2 separate regions of the Homo sapiens genome follow, and region 2 is linked to region 1. A link is a loop called in an ENCODE intact Hi-C map of the cell type or tissue named here. Cell type or tissue: tibial artery. All regions are shown on one strand. Links, peaks and the distances in the headings refer to the core of each region. The heading gives the core; the rest is flanking DNA. Region 1 overlaps ITPR1 (inositol 1,4,5-trisphosphate receptor type 1). Region 2 overlaps ITPR1 (inositol 1,4,5-trisphosphate receptor type 1).

What was found. A loop is a pair of places that touch in the nucleus more often than their neighbours do. Peaks named below come from ENCODE experiments on the same cell type or tissue, not always from the same donor. Only the 100,000 strongest peaks of a DNase experiment are listed, where the experiment ranks them.
Region 2: a loop joins it to region 1, with 1.9 times the contacts of the local background. A loop is called at or near these places in 11 of 110 quality-filtered maps.

What each region holds. Positions count from the first base shown.
Region 1 is chr3:4,803,821-4,806,729 of GRCh38, reverse strand. It overlaps ITPR1 (inositol 1,4,5-trisphosphate receptor type 1), which reads right to left. Exons shown (of 62, transcript NM_001378452.1): 55 at 463-627. Among named protein-coding and RNA genes, the nearest start is that of EGOT, 54 kb to the right of the region's middle. In tibial artery, for the core only: no CTCF peak of the experiment used is centred there; no DNase peak of the experiment used is centred there; H3K27ac peaks cover 2,426 bases.
Region 2 is chr3:4,740,563-4,743,471 of GRCh38, reverse strand. All of the region lies in intron 44 of ITPR1 (inositol 1,4,5-trisphosphate receptor type 1), which reads right to left. Among named protein-coding and RNA genes, the nearest start is that of EGOT, 9.6 kb to the left of the region's middle. In tibial artery, for the core only: no CTCF peak of the experiment used is centred there; DNase peaks (open chromatin) are centred at 1,561 and 2,453; H3K27ac peaks cover 2,500 bases.

The DNA of each region.
Region 1 (2,909 bases), core at 242-2,741:
AGCTCATGATCATGAATCCCGGGGCTTCAAAACTAGCTCCTACTCTTATGGTCGCTACACGTGTTCACAAGAAATGGACTCCCTGAGAGCTGTTGGATGACAGCCTCAAAAACACTCCTCTTGGTGTAAGTGCGGCTGAGTCTAAGAAGTAAAGAAAAACAAAGGTGCATGGAAAGGAAACATCTCCTGAACCTACTACAGGCATGTTCCATTACTGAGAAGTAACAGATCGGGAGTGCCCAGTACACAGTGCGGTTGTGTGACTCTTGAATTCCTGGGCTGACCCAATTCCTGTGGAGCTTTCCTCTCAGATCCCCCAAAGGCTGCCAACTGTGGAGCTTCAATCTTGGTGGACCAGGCACACCAATCACCATTAAAAGGAAGGGTCTGTGATGAGAGAGAGGACATAGGACACTCTCCTAGTTTCCCCACACATAAAATATTTCCACACCAGGTACTCACCAGCAGACTGTAGAAGAATTCATGGACAAAGAGCCCCATGGCACAGATCACCAGATACAACAAATGATAGAGGAACTCAACATCCAGAACCATGGCTCGGTAGCCTCTTGTGAATGTCCCACAGTTGCCCACAAAGCTCATTAGAAAGATGATTTTATTGCATACCTGAGAACAATGACAGGAACAGTCAGATGGCACGGACTGTGCCAAACTCTTCATGAGAGCAACGAGAGCATCTCACACAAATGTATTTCAGTCACCGTGCCCAAACAAACGCTTCCTTTTCCACCCGGTGCCCACCAAACCCGCCAAGACCCATTTGCAGATCTAAGTCATTTCATTACTTTGCTTTTCAGGCATATTACAAATTACATGGTAGTCAAATAACTTCATGCGCAACAGTAATCAAGTAGCATTTCTCTATGGCAAAAACAAAATTAACACATACTGAGATTATGATTTTCAAAATGAGATATGAATCATTTCTAACATTCTTGTATGAGTTAGTCAAACACAGAAGTCACCTCAATCCACGAACCCTGTGATCAGCATGATCAAAAGCATTTTCTGAATTTGTTACATTCTAGGCACTGTAAGGTGGCAATTTAATGAGCAGTGATCAGTTCTTGCCTTTCAATGCTCCTAAGTTCACAGGGAAAACAACAATTTTCTTGGGGGAAAAAAAATATAAGGGACTTCAGGATGAGTTCTATTCCCCTGCCCTCTCTTCTGGGAATAACTTCTAATTTTCCTTTGGGGACCATTCCTCTCTGAGTAGCAGTCTTTGAGGTCTGGGTGGGGCTCCAACCTGGCCATCACAATATTGTATTCCCCTGGGTACAATGACTGGTTTAGAGATAGACACAGGACCAAATGGAGCCAATGATGTCCACTGAGCTCTTTCTTGGGATTGCAGCCAAAGATAATTTTGTTCTTTCCCACTGACCTTGAACCTGAGCAGCTGTGAACTCTGGAGCTGCCACATTACCAACACTGAAGGCACCACCAGCACTGGGGACACAGAGCCAAAAGATGGCAAGGAGGAACTGGGCCCTGAGGACACTGTGTGAGCCCCTGTATCAGCTGTGCCTGAAGCGAGGCTGTTGGTTTCTTGGTCAAAATGAACCAATACATATTCTCCTTTGCTGAGGCTAGCATGGATTAGGTTTTCTGACATCTGCAACTGAAGGAGTCCTAACTGAACTACTGTGCAATATAGTCTCACCTTTGATAGAAACCCCAATGCCTGGAAGTCCATCTCTAGCAATATGTTGACAGAAAAACTTGGCTCAGGAGGAGGCCAGAGAGGGACCTCTCTGGATGCACTTGGTAAAACCATCTTCTGCTACTCTAGCTCCCTTGGCCACAGGTGCGGGGGAAATACTGCCAGTTAATCTGGTAGGTCGGTGTAAGTGAGCTTCTCGGCAATCAGATAAGCGAGGAAGCCGACACCCACAGATCGCTGCTGGCTTTCTCAGACAGGCTAAGCATTCAATCTGCCAATTTTTTCCAAAATTCTCACCTTTGCTAGTGGAGGGGATTTCAGAGGGTGGGAAAGTATCACTGATTCTGGATGATCCATGATGATGTGGTTTCAGGGAGAGGCAGATGGTGCCCTGGGTGACATCACACATTACAGCACCTCAAACACACCCCAGATCCTGCCAACTTAACAACAGGGTGATCCACTTCACCTGAGTCCATTCTCCCCTCTAACTTCTGCCCTAGTTTTCTCCATTGCTTCCCCAGGAAATAGCTGCTATTTGTGGTCTCAGCCTGCGGCTGGACTCTGCTTGTTAGTCTTAGATCTGGCTTCCATCCCCACCTCTCAACAGAGACAGCTCATGTGAAGTCTCCAAGGATTCTGCGCACCCAGCAGTCTTCCCGTCTGCTCTTAGCATCTTTCCCAGCTCCCTGCGGCGTGACAAGTCTCCCAGCGCACCCTGCTCACCACTCTCCCAGCTGGGCTTTAGGACCCCACCTTCTCCTCCTCCAGCTCTCAGAACTCCAATATTCTCTCTCTGTCTCCGTCCACAGGTACTTTCCCTCTCCCATACATTCCATGTGGGTGTTTCTCTCTTTTAAAATTCACTCTAGGCGGGGCATGGTGGCTCACGCCTATAATCCCAGCACTTTGGGAGGCCGAGGCGGGTGGATTGCCTGAGCTCAGGAGTTCGCGACCAGCCTGGGCAACACGGTGAAACCTCGTCTCTACTAAAATACAAAAAATTAGCCAGGCATGGCGGCACACACCTGTAGTCCCAGCTACCTGGGAGGCTGAGGGAGGAGAATTGCTTGAACCCAGGAGGCGGAGGTTGCAGTGAGCCGAGATTGTACCACTGTACTCCAGCCTGGGTGACAGATCGAGACTCTGTCTCAAAAAAAATGTAAAATAAAATTTACTCTAAATAATTATTTATTATAGCTGTTTGCCCCCTACCAGCTTA
Region 2 (2,909 bases), core at 93-2,592, 63 kb after region 1:
ATGCCAGTAGGTGCATGCATTACCTACTGTCTGCCGTCACTCAGAGAGCTGCGCTAAGGATGACCAGGGCAGAGTTGTGGGAACTGCCATCTTCTTCTGCAGGAGGGCTCACTCAAGTCTGATATGCCTAAGAATGTAACGACTTTTGAATTTTGAGCTTCCTCCTTAAGACCTGGATTTAGACCAATAATCCTCAAGGACTCCTGTTCAATAACAGTCCAGTTTCCTGGGAATGGTGAAGAAGGGTGTGAGGTGTTCAGGTCAAAGGCAGATAAAGTAGGAGGAAAGGAAGAGAAGGAGGGAAAGAAAGGAAAGGAAAAAAGGACAGACAAGACAATGGCCTGGGCCAGGGAGCACTTCAAACCACAAAGAAGTGACTAGATTGCTGTTTTTCTTTCTGCTTCATCCCAGAATGTCTCTCATTACTATTAGTGGCAAAAACCGCAATTACTTTTGCACCAACCTAAATAACCTGTACTCAAGGCAATGAAATTTCCCAATGTCCTGGAGTTCTAAAATCATTTTTAATATACAGTCAGAAGGACTTGGGTCAATTGAGTGTGAAAATAACATAAGACAGAGCGTCCCCCAGGCCTGCTGGATGATAAACCACTATGCAAAAATAGAAAATATCAGAAGTAGGATTTTAGACAGAAAACACATTTCACAAAATACAGCATGTATTTAAAATAAATAAAAATATTATTAATTAGAACCGAGCATGGTGGTCCGCACCTATAGTCCCAGCTACTCAGGAGGCTGAGGGAGGAGGAATGCTTGAGCCCAGGAGTTCAAGTCTAGCCTCAGCAACATAGCAAGACCCTATCTCTTAAAAATATATATGAACAAATAAAAATAAGAACCACATCATCTTGAGATCTTTGTATTGGCCAGATGCCACGTGAGGTGCTTTCTATAAATAGTCTGTGAAAACATCTCAGGAGTTCTCTGAGGTGGGAACCGTCACCATCCTATTCTCCAAGTCAGGAACCAGTGGGATGAGTGAGGTGGACTTCGCCAGGAGTCCTGAGGTGGGCATATAGGAGGCAGGGCTTGAGCCCAGGCTGTACCCACACCACAGAATCAGCAGCCCTGGCAGCAGCTCCACTTGTCTACCGGACCACACACTTTACCCTCATGTTCTTCGTAACTCCATAAGGAAGGGACTAGGCTTTTCCAACCCTCATTTTGCAGATGAGGAAACTGAGTTTCAAAGTGGCCCTGACAAACCCCAAGGTCACTGAAGGCTGGCAGGGGCAGAGCTGGAATTCCAGCACAAATATTGTGGTCTGGAGGCCCGCAGTTGATAGGCTCTCTCCTTCCAGGGGGTCCTCCCTGAGTCCCTAACCTTTACGCCACCATTTCTCAAAGGAGCCAAGCTGGTCCTTGAGCCAACCTGGGGTGGCTTTGCTGACCCCTCACAGCTTCCGCAGAAGGGCAGTGTCTCTGGGGACGCCTGCTGGGGACAAGTCACTGCCTCCCTCTTTCTTTAATGCCAACAGCTCTCGAACCCCCACGTGCAGGAGGAGAGCTGCCCTGACTCCACTGCTGGCTTCACTCCTTTCCCACATGGATAAAACCTGAGGTTAGAAAACACCGCTCAGAAGTGACTCATTCCTGACTTCCCTGCCAAAAACAACACCCATTTACGTAACTTGCTCACACACCAATCTTTTCCTCCTCCTCAGGGTGACTGCCCTGTCAAACCAAGGCTGATCTTCCTCACAAACTGGCCTTCCATTTCCAGCAGAGGCAAATCAAATTGCCCTTTCCGCCCTCATCTCTTTGCTAACTGGGGTCAGAGATAGCCCAACCAACGTGTCCCTCCCACACTGTGTTGGTGACTTCCGGAAGGGATGTGAGATTTCCTATCTAACACTTGTTCTTGGGCTGATTTCTTAAGCCAACCTCAAAAAAAAAAAAAGAGTGTGGTGTAGGAAAGGCCTCATGAACCAGGGATCACTCTCTCTGCTGAATTTGCAGGCCAGTTTCCTGACGGAGCACTTCTCACATTTTCCATCTCTAGCTGCTTACGTGCAGAAAAGAAAACCCTTTTCGGGTGTGTCTGTAGACTAGACTTTGGCATAGGAATAGACGTGGGCAGCCATTTGATACATGAAATTCCCAGTGCTTCTGAAACCAGAAGCAATTAGTCCAAAAAAATGTTTAACTATCTATCCCCATAATGTGCTAGGAGGTTCTCTATGGTCATGTCAGCATATATATCCCAAAACATCTGTATTGGCTTAAAAAAAACAAAAATAAAAAACGAGGTATGTCCAAAGATAGCCTGTCCTCCTCTTCATTCCAGGTAAGGACAGCCCCTGTCCTTCTGTAAGGAAGAGGAAGCGAAGGGAACTTCCCCCAGGCGCTGGTGGGAACATCTTAGGAGGAAGGAACATAGAAATTGGCAAGGACTCGAAGGACGGATATGAAAGTGCCGTGAGCCCTGCTGAGCCCCATGTGTGCCAAAAATTAATTCATAAGCAAATGCTTATTTTATAGTTTCCCACTTGCTACAAAACATCAAGCCACAAGGAAATATTTCTTCTGGGGGCTGACAGGAAGCGGGTGGCACCAGAGTGGGGAGAAAGAAAGCCGGAAGTTCTCTTCAAGACAAGCGTGATCCTATCACCTGACAACGTGTCACCCGTTTCTGGAAAATCCACGGGCTGTGGTACTGTCTCCTTGTTCCCATAAGCGGAGGGTTCAATGTGAAGCCTGCTCTGATGGCAGCCAGGTAGGAGAAGTCTGGGAGTCACGATCTACCCTCAGATGTTATCACCATTGCAGGAGCCGGGGCAGGAAGAAAAGATGCTGGGAGACCTGGGGACACCACCCCTGGGAGTCCATTATGCCAGACTGGGAAGTAACCTGTATTTGGCTTCCAGGCATTTCAGGGCTTTAGG